Linked DNA regions of Homo sapiens: region 2 is linked to region 1. The links are chromatin contacts, found by Hi-C or POLR2A ChIA-PET in ENCODE. All regions are on one chromosome and are shown on one strand. The core of a region is the stretch at or near the end of the contact, and the rest is flanking DNA. Distances in the headings are between cores, read along the strand shown.

What was found. A loop is a pair of places that touch in the nucleus more often than their neighbours do. ChIA-PET counts read pairs that join two places held with the same protein, here RNA polymerase II (POLR2A). Pooled maps may share reads with other maps.
Region 2: a loop to region 1 is called in a map of B cell, with 7 times the contacts of the local background. The contact joins the promoter of GHET1 here to the promoter of ZNF783 in region 1. A Hi-C loop is called at or near these places in 2 of 168 maps with a recorded cell type or tissue (B cell and CD4-positive, alpha-beta memory T cell) and 15 of 50 pooled maps. POLR2A ChIA-PET finds 5 or more read pairs at or near these places in 1 of 52 experiments (activated B cell).

Annotation. Positions count from the first base shown.
Region 1 is chr7:149,260,621-149,267,511 of GRCh38, forward strand. ZNF783 (zinc finger protein 783) reads left to right here and starts at 1,576. Exons shown (of 6, transcript NM_001195220.2): 1 at 1,576-1,737; 2 at 5,715-6,110; 3 at 6,199-6,325; 4 at 6,477-6,602. The coding sequence starts at 1,714. It overlaps LOC124901769 (a long non-coding RNA gene), which reads right to left and starts at 1,721. Exons shown (of 2, transcript XR_007060582.1): 1 at 1,027-1,721. RefSeq lists a silencer at 1,174-2,043.
Region 2 is chr7:148,981,284-148,988,957 of GRCh38, forward strand. GHET1 (gastric carcinoma proliferation enhancing transcript 1) reads left to right here and starts at 6,244. Exons shown (of 1, transcript NR_130107.1): 1 at 6,244-7,674. It also overlaps RNY3 and RNY1. RefSeq lists silencers at 2,075-2,174, 5,891-5,960 and enhancers at 6,103-6,603, 6,171-6,220, 6,541-6,590.

The DNA of each region.
Region 1 (6,891 bases), core at 326-2,825:
GGAGTGCAATGGCATGATCTCGGCTTACTGCAACCTCTGCTTCCCGGGTTCAAGCGATTATCCTGCCTCAGCCTCCAGAGTACCTCACCACCACACCCAGCTAATTTTTTGTATTAGTAGAGATGGGGTTTCATCATGTTGGCCAGGCTGGTCTCGAACTCCTGACCTCAGGTGATCCATCCGCCTCAGCCTCCCAAACTGCTGGGATTACAGGCATGAGCCACGGCTCCTGGCCCATTTTCCTGACCCTTTCTGTTTGCATTGGACCTTAACTGTTATTCTATAACGTCACCATTTACTGGTATTTTATAATCCTGAATAGATTGGACTGATCCCTGATAAGATCCTAGGGATGCTCTTAATGTCTTTAGTGCATACTTGCAGTTTGTGTTTTAGATTGGGATAGTTCAACAAGAATTTCCAAAATGAATAATGCCAAATATTTATTTGATTTGTTACCTTAAAGTAACACGTCCTAACCTTTCCGCAAATTTTGGGGTTCACCTTACTTAGGATATCAGTTTGTGTTTTTTCTGATAGTTGACCACGCTTTTGCTTGGCTCAAATATTTGTGAAAATAACTTCTCACCCTCACCCCCCCCCCCCAAAAAAGAAAAAACAAAACCAAAACCAAAAAACCCCAAACAAACCCAAACACAGAAAGAAACAAAACTGCAGATTTCTAGCGGGAAGAGTTTGCCAGCTTGTTGGACAAAGACTGTGAGATGAATGGGAAATGCAGAAAAGACAGAAAACAAAGCTTCAACTGCATACAGCACATTTAGTTCAATATGCCTCAGCACAGGCCGAGGAAAATGGGTCCTGCGGTTTATTCAAGATGCCTCAGGGCCTAAATGAGGGATGGACTGATTCACACTTGCTGTGATCTCAGCCTGGACCAAAGCTACAGAAGGGTCCTCGTGGGTGGCTGAGGACTTTCACCAGGCGGGCCCCGGGAGGAGGAAGGGACCCCAGAGTCCTCAGGAGGGGAGGGCAGGCTTAGGAAAAAAAAAAAAAAAATCCTACCATCTTCACGTTTGTTCTGTCAAATTTAAAAGAGACTTTAAAAACGTTCATGTAAGTTTCCCTGGCTTCTCCCTGGGTACACACGTATCCTTTTTACTTTCCCCAACTCAGTTCTGTGGTGCGTGGGAGGCGCTGCAACAGAGTCTCGGTCCGGACTGGAGCCCCGGCGAGGGCCGACCCCGTTCCCCACGCAGCTTTCCCTCGCGAGGTTTCGCACTTTCCAGCGCGGTTCCTTCCCGCAGCCCTCCCGGCTCCCGCGTGGGACGCAGAGAGAGGTTGGGCGCCGCGCTGGCCCGGGAGTGGCTTACGCCTGACGTAGCCCCGCTGGAGGCCGTGGCACGCCCGCCCTGGCGTCAACTCCCGCGCCCCGGGTGAGGGTGGGTGGCCGCGCCTGGGTCCCGGACGCCGCGGGCGCTGAAGGCCTCGGGAGGGCGCGGGGCGGCGGCCGCGGGCGTGCGGTCCTACGGGCTGCAGGGGGCGCTGTGCGCGTCCTCAAGCTCGGCCGCCGAGCGCAGCTCTTTTTTAAAGGGCCAGCGGGGCACGTGGCTCGGGACGCAGTTCGCTGCCGCCCGGCAGTAGCTCTCAGGTTAGGCGGGTCCCGCTCCGCTTCCGCCGTCGCTGCCGCGCCGCCCCGGGCCCGACAGGCCGGGTCCAGGGACTGCAACCCAGCGAGGGACGCGGGCAGCCATGGCCGAAGCGGCGCCTGCCCGGGTAAGCGCCCTCGGCCCCGCGGACGCCCGGAAGGCCCAGGCCGCCGCCGCGTGAGCCCGCGCGAGGGACTCTGGCCGCGCGAGGCCGCGGGGTGAGAGGGCCTTGCGCGCAGCCTCCGCGCTCGTTGCCCCCGGCCCATCGCCCAGCCCGCGTCGAAGGCATTGACCGGGCGGCCCAAATGCCAGGCCCGGCGGGCGGGGCCCCGACGTCAGCGGCTGACGATCCGGCCCATCTGCGGCCTCAGCCAGGCCGGGCCCCAGAGTCACGCTCGGCGACGAGGAGGCCGCGCCTTAGGAGTATTGTCCCATTTGAGGCCTCGCGGCCCCCCCTACAGCAGGCTGGGCGGGCAGGGGCCGCCAGCCCCACGGGACAGTAGCGGAGGCTGAGATGGGAAGGGACAGGCCCAGGGTCACGCATCTATTAGAGGCGGGAGCCTCACGCCGGGGCAGGGATTTTGGAATTAGACACTTTAAAACGCCTCATATTCTACTTTTGCCAAAGAGAAAGATTGTGTCGTTTACAAGAGAGATAGTAGATTTTTTTAAAAAAGATTACTGTAGCAGATTTTATTTAATTTTTTTTTTTGAGAGGGAGTCTCGCTCTGTTGCGCATGCTGGATGGAGTGCAGTGGCACGATCTCGGCTCACTGCAAGCTCCGCCTCCCGGCTTCAAGGGATTCTCCTGCCTCAGCCTCCCAAGTAGCTGGGACTACAGGCGCCTGCTACCACGCCTGGCTAATTTTTCTATTTTTGGTAGAGACTGGGTTTCACTATGTTGGCCAGGCTGGTCTCGAACCCCTGACCTCGTGATCTGCCCGCCCCGGCCTCCCAAAGTGCTGGGATTACAGACGAGAGCTACCGCGCCCGGCCATTTTAAAATTTTTTAATTAAAAAAGTATATATATATACGTGTGTGTGTGTGTGTGTGTGTGTGTGTGTGTGTGTGTGTATATATATATATATATATATTTTTTTTTTAGACACAGTCTCACTCTCACCCAGGGTGGAGTGTAGTGGCGGGATCTCATCTCACTGCAACCTCTGCCTCTGCCTCCCGGGTTCAAGGTATTCTCCTGCCTCAGCCTCCCAATCCCAAGTAGCTGGGATTACAGGCGCAGGTGCCTGTCTCATTTATATCTATCTATCTATCTGTCCAGATACATATCTATATGAATAAGTTTATTCATAAGAATACACTATAAGTATTCCTATACAGAATTTTTCTCCTGGAGAAGGAAGAATCACATCAGTTTTTTTGGCATCTTCATCTATATAAGTTAGGCCAGTTTAGCAGATTTTAGAATCTTGGTTTGATATAGTGCAGTATGTCCAATTGGGAGATTATAATCCTTTGGCCATTTTTGACATACTGGAAAACGCTTGTAAAGGCTCAATAGATGATACCTACTATTATTAATACACCTCAGTGAAGGTTTTGAAACCTTGATTTTTCTGGATACTTTTATTAAAGTATAACTTCCTCTCCCTCCTCTTAGTGAGTGTGCTGAGCTTCTTTTTGGGTTCCCTGAGTGCAAGGGAGAGAAAAAGCGTTGAGGATTCTGCAGGTTTATAGTCCTGTTCCCTGGGAAGAGGGGGCCCTAGAAGGTGACATCATCCACTCCCCCTAGCCTGGGGCTCACTGCTTCACTACCTTTCAGATCACTCCTGTCCACCTGCTCCTCCCTTCTTGCAGCACTTGAGATCCCAAAAAACTCCCCAAAAGGGACAGATTTGCCCTGGACTCTTGTTAGCCCATCCTATCACACTGTTGTTGTTTATAAGTATTCCTATACAGAATTTTTCTCCTGGAGAAGGAAGAACCACATCAGTTTTTTCTTCATCTTCACTGTACATTTACTATGATAGGTGTTCAGTAATTGTTATTGAATGAATGAAGCAATTATAGATTACTAGTGCTAAGGGGGAGGGGCAGTGAAAATCTCTAGGATGCGTTGTCTATGCTAGAATCTTAAAAACGAGAGAGACTCAGGCATACAGAGGATGCATATTGAGAGCTGATGTGAAGTTGGAGGAGGGCCGGGTGGGTCCTCGGAATCCACAGGAGGCTGGCATGGCTGGAGCACGACAGGAACTGGATGGCTCAAGGTCAAGAGAGGTCGGCTGGGCCATGAAGAAGTCTAGATCTTATGCCAGGTACACTGGGAAGCTATTGAAGAGTTTTAAGCAGGGTACTGAAATGATCTATTTGTGTTTTTAAAAGATTACCAGGCCGGGAGCAGTGGCTCACTGACTCACGCCTGTAATCCCAGCACTTTGGGAGGCTGAGGCGGGCGGATCACAAGGTCAGGAGTTTGAGACCAGCCTGGCCAATATGGTGAAAGCCTGTCTCTACTGAAAATATAAAAATCAGCTGGGTGTGGTGGCGGGCGTCTGTAGTCCCAGCTACTTGGGAGGCTGAGGCAGGAGAATCGCTTGAACTTGGGAGGTGGAGGTTGCAGTGAGCCGAGATTGCGCCACTGTACCCCAGCCTGGGCGACAGAGCAAGACTCCGTCTCAAAAAAAAAAAAAAAAAAAAGATTAACAATTACTCTGTGGAAAGTGTATTGTCGGGGAGAAGCCTGGAAGTAGGGGAGAAGGCTGGAAGTGGGGGAGAAGGCTGGAAGTGGGGGAGAAGGCTGGAAGTGGGGGAGAAGGCTGGAAGTGGGGAAATCAGGTGGGCAGGACCGCAGTGGCCCAGGCCAAGCAAGGTGATGGGAACTTGGACTAGACACTGGCAGTGGAGAAGGAGAAACATGGATGGATTTGAGGTAATTTTGGAAGTTAGGACCTGATGGTGATTTAACCATGAAGGATGAATGAAATTGAGGAGTGAGATGTTGATTTGTCTCTCCAACAAGGCTTTTAGCAGCACCAACCAGGACTGTGCCCATTGCGCATGCACAATGAGGGCTTGTGAATCAGATACCAGGGTAAGCTGAGGCACTTGAGAAGCTTTTTCCAAGGCACTGAAGGACAATGGAATAAAAGAGGTGGAGGTTAAAAAAAAGGCCATATGAACTATTTATACCATATCCCTGAGCTGGAACCATCACCATAATCACTGTCATTGTCTCAGTCTGCTCAGGCTGCCTTGGTTCCCGGCAGGGCTCTTTTCCTGGTTTGCAGACGGCTGCCTTCTCATTGTATCCTCACGTGGCATACAGCAAGATCATCTCCCTTGTGTCTCCTCTTACAAGGGCGCTAATCCTATTTATGAGGGCTCTGCCTTCATGGCCTAATTGCCTCCCAGAAGCTCCACCTCCAAATACCGGCATATTGGGGATTAATGCTTCAGCAGATGGATATTGAGGGAGACACAAGCATTCATTCCATAGCAGTCAGTGTCATCTTAGCCCTGCAACATGGGGCTCATGTTTATTATCTGTGCTGTGCTACACATTGTACTAAGTGCTTTGTACACAGATTTTTCTTAATTCTCTCAGTGCTATTGTATAGGTACTATTATTATCTCCATTTTCTAGATAGGGAAGGGAAGTTGGAAGCTGTTGAAAACACCTTGCCCACAGTTGGCCAGCTTGTAAGTGGCAGAGCTGAGTTGCACCTGGGCTGTCCACTGGGGAGTCATGTTCTCTGTGCCACAAAGCCTTGTCCTTTCATTTTTAGAAGAGGAAACTGAGACCCAAGAAGGGGAGTCACTTGTTTGAGACTGCACGTGGTTGCTCAAGCCTGTGGGGCATGCCCCGTCTCCATAGCTAGCCTGTAGGACAGGAGCCGGGGCTGTTTTTCTTCCACTTTCCCACTTGCTGACACGTTGGTCCAGCCACTATCTCTTGTATCAGTTAGGCTGGATTCCTAACTGATACCCTAGCCTCTCCCTCTCCCCCCCAGTCTGCTGCTAACTCAGGAGCCCAGATGGGACTTTACCATGGCAGGTGTCATTTCCGAAGTGTGTTTTTGAGGTGGAAGTTTTGATTGTATAATTCTCATAACATCTCTCTTTTCTCTTCTTGTGAGCAGGACCCCGAGACAGACAAGCACACAGAGGACCAGAGTCCTTCGACACCCTTGCCCCAGCCAGCTGCTGAGAAGAACTCGTACCTCTACTCCACGGAAATCACACTGTGGACGGTGGTGGCCGCCATTCAGGCCTTGGAGAAGAAGGTGGATTCCTGCCTGACCCGCTTGCTGACTCTGGAGGGGCGCACGGGGACAGCCGAGAAGAAGCTGGCCGACTGCGAGAAGACAGCTGTGGAGTTCGGGAACCAGCTGGAGGGCAAGTGGGCCGTGCTGGGGACCTTGCTGCAGGAGTACGGGCTGCTGCAGAGGCGGCTGGAGAATGTGGAGAACTTGCTGCGCAACAGGAACTTCTGGATCTTGCGGCTGCCCCCGGGCAGCAAGGGGGAGGCCCCCAAGGTAGCACCGGGACACCCTGGGGTGGGGGAGCTCGAGGGGCTGAGCCTGTGAGCGTGTGGGTGAGTGAGTGCGACACTTATGGTTCCAGGTGCCCGTGACCTTCGATGATGTGGCCGTGTATTTCTCTGAGCTGGAGTGGGGCAAGCTGGAGGACTGGCAGAAGGAGCTCTACAAGCACGTGATGAGGGGCAACTACGAGACGCTGGTCTCCCTGGGTAAGGCCACGGAGGGAGGATCTGGGCCTCTGTCCACAGGTTGTCTGTGGACAGTCTGTGTCTTTGCTTTGGCTTTTGGTACTTTGGGCATCTCTGCATCTCTGTGGGCATGTGGGGTCCAGCTCTTCCTCATTTCTTGTTCTGTGCACAGATTATGCAATCTCCAAACCAGACATCCTCACCCGGATAGAGAGGGGAGAGGAGCCTTGTCTTGACCGGTGGGGCCAGGAGAAGGGGAATGAAGTAGAGGTGGGACGTCCAAGGATGATGGGCACTGGTAAGTATAGGAGCCAGATGTGGTTGGGGGGCCGCCAGGGGCTAGCTGCACCATCGCCTACCCTCTCGGGCTTCCCAGACAATCAGGGAGGGCAGGAAGGGAGCATAGACCATTAACCCAAAGTGGGACCACTCTGTACAAGGCCACCCTGGGCAGGAGTGGGTGGCTGGCTTGAGCCATAGGGTTTCTATATCTGTCTAAGGTGGAACATCACACTCACCTTACGTGGTTGTGATGACTGAGTGATAAGTGTTAAGCATGTACATACTGATCACTTTATAATAGTGGA
Region 2 (7,674 bases), core at 4,994-7,493, 270 kb before region 1:
AAGAACTAATAAAAATTAGAGCAGAAATCAATTAACTTAAAAAACAGGAAATCAGTAGAGAAGATCAGCCTCCGGCCAGGCTGACAAAGACGAAAAAGAGAGAATACACAAATCACTAATATCAGAAAGAGAAATTAAATGAAACAGTTGCCATGGACAAGCTGAAAGACCCAGAATAGCCAACAACGTTGAAGCAGAACAAAGTCACAGGACTGACCCTACCCAACCTCAAGATGGACTGTATAAAGCTACAGTAATCAAGACAGTGTGGTATTAGTGAAAGAACAGATAGATCAATGCAACAGAATAGGGAACCCACAAACTGGCACACATAAGGGTAGTCAAGTGATGTTTCACAAAGAGGCAATGGCAGCACAGCAGAGAACAGATTAACAAACGGCTCTGGAACAATGGGATTTAAATTGATTGTGTGTATGTGAGAGAGAGAGAGAGAGCGTCTCATTCTGTCACCCAGGCTGGAGTGCAGTATCACGATCTCGGCTCACTGCAACTTCCACCTCCTGGCGCAAGCGATTTTCATGTCTCAGCCTCCCGAGCATCTGGGATTACAGGCATCTGCCACCACACCCGGCTAATTTTTGTATTTTAGTAGAGACGGGGTTTTACCATGTTGGCCAGGCTGGTCTCGAACTCCTGACCTCAGATGATCGGTTCGCCTCGGCCTCCCAAAGTGCTGTGATTACAGGCAGGAGCCACCGGTCCGGCCAAAATTTTATATTTTAAAAATCAATTTAAGGCCGGGCATGGTGGCTCACACCTGTAATCTCAGCACTTTGGGAGGCCAAGGCGGGTAGATCATCTGAGGTCAGGAGTTCGAGACTAGCCTGGCTAACATGGTGAAATCCCGTCTCTACTAAAATTACCAAAAAATTAGCCAGGCATGGTGGCGGGTGCCTGTATTCCCAGCTACTCCGGAGGCTGAGGCGGCAGAATCGCTTGAACCCGGGAGGCAGAGGTTGTAGTGAGTAGAGATCGTGCCATTGCACTCCAGCCTGGGCGACAGAGCGAGGAGACCCTGTCTCAAAAAAAGAAAAAAAGGAAAGAAAATTTAAGTGTGTTTAATGTAAAAGTGAAAACACACAGCCTTTACGCAGGGAACACAAGATATAATACTTGGTAGGTGGAAAGTTCATTTCATAACATGAAATCTTTTTCTAAATTTGAAAAAAAAAAACTTTAAAATGGACATATCTTCTTTTTTAAATTGTTAATTGCTTCTTTTAAAATTAATGGACTAATCGCAAAATCCAGTGATACATACTGATTATTTCATGCGTTTTACTGAAAATAATTTTGTAGTAAGAGGATTGTTCAAAATGACCCGCTCTGGGGGTCAAGGGGTCGGGCCCCCACTGCAGAGCCTGGAAAGGCAAAGACCCCCGAGGCTGCGCTCCCCTCGCCCTTCGTGTCGGGTCCTGCCCCACCCGGCAGCTCCTGGGACCCGCTGTGCGGCCCAGGGCTGGGGGCCCAGGCTGCCCCTGCTGAGAAGCCAGGTGCGCGTTCAGCCCCCGGGAGTCTCTCCGAGGCTCTGTGCGCCTCATTCCTCCACGGCGTCACTTTTTAAAAAGATAATTGCTAATTATGTATTTTAAAATGTTAGCTTCCACGGACCGAATGTTTCCCTTTCTGTTTAGAGTGGGGTTCCTAACCTCCTTCCAGAATAGCTCAAGGTCCCCAGTGCAGCCGCTTTGAAACAAAACCACTTGGTAACAGGAGCGCAGGACTATGGCGAAACCGCCAGGAAAGCTTCCTAAAGAGCTCAAACAAAACAAAACAAACCTTGGAAAGCTCAAGAAAAGCATCGTGGGTGACACCAGAATCTGGGACTTCATTCATTCATACATTCATTCATTCATTTTTAAAGAGGGTCGTTGGGAAGGAAAAGGGGAGGGGACGCCGGGCTGCAGGGCTCCTCGCAGGACACACGCTCCCCCTCCACGGGGAACCGGGGGTGGGGGCGCGGGCGTGGGGGGCCGCGCCAGCCCTGCGTGGGGTCCGGGACCACCGAACCGCGGGGACCCCTGATCCCGGGGGGGCCACTGAATTCCAAGGGGCCCCCGCCCGCCCGGCCCCACCCCCGCGGCGGGTTGCCTCTTCCTTCTTAAGAGGACGTCCCCTCCCGCTCTAGACGTCCTGGCCCTGTGAGACTGAGGCCCCGCCGGGGGCACCGTGGGAGTCTTTGATGGATGTGGCTGATGCAGGGTTTCCATGCAAATCACCCACAATGCTTTGAGCAGGGTTGCCCGAGCTCCTTTAATGTCACTGAAGAGAGAAGGACCTTTTTCTTACAAAGTCTATGTGTTTAACAGTTTTATTTTTTAAACATTTGCTTTCTATTTGGGGTGTATTTATACTCTTCCTTTTTTTTAGCTCCTGTGAATAGTCACCGTAACTATGGTAGAGATGGAACTTTCGAGGCTTATATAAGTAGCAGCGTGCCTTTGTGTTTCGGCTGGTCCGAGTGCAGTGGTGTTTACAACTAATTGATCACAACCAGTTACAGATTTCTTTGTTCCTTCTCCACTCCCACTGCTTCACTTGACTAGCCTTTTGCTGTGGTTTTGGGGTGGGAAAGCATTTTCTGTTCCCCAATACAGAACAGCCAAGATCCTGCCTGAAGGTTTTTCTTAAGCACACCACTACTTGCCAGTGAAGATGACTAGTGGACAGAGCACATTAAGTGTTTTTAGGAGCCTGGCATGCTCCGTGTTGAAAAGGGAGGTCCCCTCGTCTCTGAATTGTACCTTGAGAATAAGGAGAACCATAGGTTTAGGTGACCTAAGGAATGAACCATGTCTCACGCACCTCCTTATCCACGGTGTCAGGCATGAAGAAGAGGGATCCAGGAGAGGGCAAAGGTCCGCAGAGTGCAGTGGTAAGAGAGCAAGCTTTTCAAATTGCAAAGTAATGTACATAGCATGATTCTATTTCACACTGAAAAGTAAAACACTTTGCACATCTGTGCTTAAGCTTGTCTGTGTTAATACAGTATTAGCAAGATCAAAGATGAAGAAAATCCCAAGCTGTTAACCTAGAAATGATGCAGACACGAAGCTTTCCTCTTTACTGTGTGGTGGGGAAACTGCTCACCTCGGACACGATGGTTCATGGTATTATCTCTAAACCTGGATCCACCAAGCTTTGCTTTTCTTGTAAAACATAAAGATTTTGGTATTGGAAAATATCCCCTTTCTCTTCGCAAATGCCGCGCTTTTGCAAATCAAAATTATTTTGGCTTCAAACTACTGTCTGTGCAATGACAGTAGGATATAGTGTGCAATATTTGGGACATACTTATGCTAAAAATCTATTTACACTATTGTTCAAATTTGACCAGGCATCCTGTATTTTATCTGACAATCCTATCTTATTCAAATACGTCTTAGGAAAGAACTAATGCCAAACTCTTTTCTTCCTCAAGTTATCATATTACTCTGAGCTGGCCTTATAGTTGCACTGGGCATTCATTATTGCTTTGCAGATATTATCTGGTTAGGAAGTTTCTGGAGATAGGATACATATGTCATCAAGACTGATAGAATTGTGCAGTCTCATATCTGTGGAATGAAATCAACCTAAAGTCAGAGAAATTGACTCTGCTCTCGTGTTAGTTTCGTAGTGTCCATATTAACAGTTATTCCACCATCAACTACATACTTTTTTCTCTCTCTCTCCCTCCCTCCTAACTATCCATCCATCTATCTTTTAGTTTTTAGCAATGTTTCCACTGACTGGAATAGTACAGCAATTGGTTTCATGGCTTTGTTGACATTGTTTGATTGCTGGTTTTTCTTTGCGGGGTAGCAGAGAGAATACTTTTGGGGAAGAAAGGTTATTCTGGCTCTGCAAGCAATGAACTCAGTGGCTGACTCTCGGCTGCTTATGTGATCTCTCTCAGAACCTCAGTTTCTTCATTTGTAAAATGATAATGTCTGTCATACTAATTTAACTGGACTGCAAAGAATATTAAATGAAATAGGTCATATGAAAATACCCTGTACCTTATAAAACACAATACAAATGTATTCCTTTGCAAATATCAAATGGTGACTATGGCCAATAGACTGTTACTCTCTTGCAATATCATTTAATTGCCATTATTCCTGAGATACAGTGACAGTCCTGTGTTCATAGCTGGTACGTGATCATAGCAACATCAGTTGGCTTGAACAATCACTGTAATTAAGGCATATCTATTATTGAAGAAGCAGCAAGCTAGCTGTACGGGAAAAGCCTCGGGACTTAGATTGAGGAGACCCTTAAGTCTTGACTTCCTGATTCAGTTACCTCTCACCAGGTTCCCCCTCAACACCTGAGAATTACAATTCAAGGCCGGGTGTGGTGGTTTTTGCCTGTATTCCCAGCACTTTGGAGCCCGAGGTTGGCGGACCACCTGAGGTCGGGAGTTCGAGACCAGCCTGACCAACATGGAGGAACCCCGTCTCCACTAAAATACAAAAAATTAGCTGGGCGTGGTGGCACATGCCTGTAATCCCAGCTACTCGGGAGGCTGAGGCAGGAGAATCGCTTGAACCTGGGAAGCGGAGGTTGCAGTGAGCCGAGATCGCGCCATTGTGCTCCAGCCTGGGGAACAAGAGCGAAACTCCGTCTCAGAAAGAAAAAAAAAAAACAAAAAACCCCACAGGGAAGCTCTTGGGAAACCCACATGTGCCCTCAAGGTGCCTTGGGTTACTTTCACCTATAAGAAAAATTTAAATATTCTTTTGTTGTATACACATTTGTGGCAGTCACACTGTACTGCAACACCACCACAATCTCATCAAACAACACTTTGCCTCGAGGCTGTTAGGAATGTATACTTCCATGTAGCGAAGAGGGAAGGAAGATCAGTGTAATGACCCTTTGTTTCTGATGAGGAGGCAGCTGCGTGGCTTTCTAAAGGCTACATAAGAACCTAAGGGCTGAACCAGGATTAGAAAGTGGCTCTGGTGCCTCACGTGGTGAGCATCCCGCAATGTACTCTGCCCTCTTCCGCCTTCTCTATTTTCAAACTCTTGGACTTGGTTTGTCTTCCTCCAAAATACTTTCTCTCTGAAAATGTTCACATCTCTTAGCTTCAAAACTTAACTGGATTGTCGACTTTGAAATGCCTCTTAATTTTGTCCATTGAGTGTTGTATCATCAAATACCAGTCCTTAATCCTACTGATATTAAAACATTAAAAAAATCCTGGCCGTGCGCGGTGGCTCACGCCTGTAATCCCAGCACTTTGGGAGGTTGAGGCAGGAGGATCACTTGAGGTTAGGAGTTCAAGACCAGCCTGGCCAACATGGCGAAACTTCGGTCTTTACAAAAATAGAAAAATTAGCCAGGCGTGGTGGCGCGCGCCTATAGTCCCAGCTACTCAGGAGGCTAAGGCAAGATAATCGCTTGGACCCACGAGGCGGAGGTTGCAGTGAGCCGAGATCACACCACTGCACTCCAGCCTGGGTGACAGAGACTCCAGCCTGTCTCAAAAAAAAAAAAAAAAAAAAAAAAAAAGAAAGAAAAGAAAAGAAAAAGTACAAGAAAAAGAAAAACCCCTATTCACCCTCATCCCATTTCCTGTCTTTGATCTCTTAGGACATACTATACCATCTTTACCAATAATTGGTCCGTAGTATCTATTACTATTTATTTGATTTTTGTTTTCTTTTTCCTTCTTGTCTGTGATGGGTTTTCCCAAATTTACTGTTTGTTTCTGGAAGAAAAGAATAGTACTTCGTTTTCCCCCTGTATTCCATGCTTTATTTAATGATGCTGACTTTCAACATTTTAAAATTGAGATGAAAACAAGAAACGAGGGATGCCAGGAGAGTGGAAACTCTCGTAAAAGACTAGTCAAGTGCAGTAGTGAGAAGGGGGGAAAGAGTAGAACAAGGAGTTCGATCTGTAACTGACTGTGAACAATCAATTGAGATAACTCACTACCTTCGGACCAGCCAATAAGTCCTCCTACTGTTTGAACTATTTAAAGCCCCCAAATTTGTTCATTTTCCCCTTACAGTGATATTCTGGTTTCAGTTTACTGATGACTATATTTACAATATTAATGATATATATATACTCTAAGAATTCCCTGGCACATCTATTTATCAATAGCTGGAAAAACGTACTGAATAACAAGAATCAGACGTGTTGCTAAGCATCCTGGGAAAGAGATATGCAAAATTAGCATTTCGTCATCAGGGCGTCTTTCCCCCGGTTTGTCTTGAGTGGCTCAGCCACCGCAAGGTACCAGAGAGCCGCCCAATCTGCGCTGGCCTCCTTTATCTGTTTGCTGTGTGACCCTCCGGACAGCTCTGTGGGACCTGGAGGAAACTGTGAGCCCTACAGATAAAGTCTGTGCTTCCAGCGTCGGTAAATCCCAGCAAGCGCCACTACCTGGAGGCTGACACTTTCCCATCTTGGCAGTCAGCTCCCTACAGAGGTGCTTCTCCCACTGCCCAAGATCCCTGCCTCCTCCTTAAACCCCAACTGATAGAACAGAAACCACCACCTAAGGAACGTGAAGGGGAAGCATCTGAAACACCAGAAGATCTTGGATTGTTCCTGAGGACTTCAGAATCTACAGGGACAAAAGGCAGAAGCAGGAAGTCCGAAGTAAAGATGACTAAGAAAAGGCGGGTGGAAAAGATTTCTGTGAAAGTGTCAGAGGCAAAGCTCTGAAAGACCTGAAACTCATGCCGAAAGCAAAGAACAGCAAAAAGACAGTAGGGATGTGTCTGGAGCAACAAGGATCGGGCTGTTCCTGGGGCAGCCGAATTCACAGCTCTGTTTTACTCCTAATGGAGGATCTTCCTGCTGCAGCGGCGAGTAGACCTTACTGTAAAGGTGCAGGCAAGGGGAGGGGAAGGGCAGGCAGCTGCCCATTGGAGTTCACATCTCCAAGCCTGAGAAAATGTGTTCCTGGATGCCCCAAGCCAATGGAAAAGCAGAATCATTGACTATGTTTGACTCCTTCTGGTACCTAGCACAGTATCTGGGACACAGCAGGTGCTATGTAAATGTGTTGAGTGAATGAATGAATGAATGCCATTGAGGAGAATGAATAACCCCAGAAAACTAGACATGGGTAGATGTTGTCCTAATTTCAAAAGAGGGGAAAATGAGAGTGAGAGTTTCATAAATGACAATCTCTAAACGATGTTGCTCTCTAGCAAAATTCTAGAATGGATTATTTTAAGAACAAAGCAGGTAAACATTGGCAGCCAACTTGAAATTAATAAGAAAAAGGTGTGCGCCAGAATAGTTTTATTTCCTTTTGTTTTTCATTGTACAGCTTGATTTGACTAAGTTGTTTATACCTTTCACTCTGCCTTTGCATGCACTGGGGGTGATCTAGTCTACTATGTGGACTGGAAGTCCACCCAGTGGCCAGGCTCAGAGGCAGGGAAGGGGGGTTGGTGCCATTCTGGGAGAGGAGGTTTCTGGGGCTGTTTCTCAGCCAGATCCTGTCTCATCTGTTTCCAACAACCCCACAAATGAAGACACTGAAGCTGACTAATCAAATTGACTGATGCCCCAATAGGTGTCATGATATGCAGTGAGAATCCGGCAGGCATTAGAGATGAACAGCACGGGCTGCAGCCACATTATCTCAGCTTGAGTCCTAGTTTTCACCAGCTACTAGCTAGCTATCTCTGGTCAAGT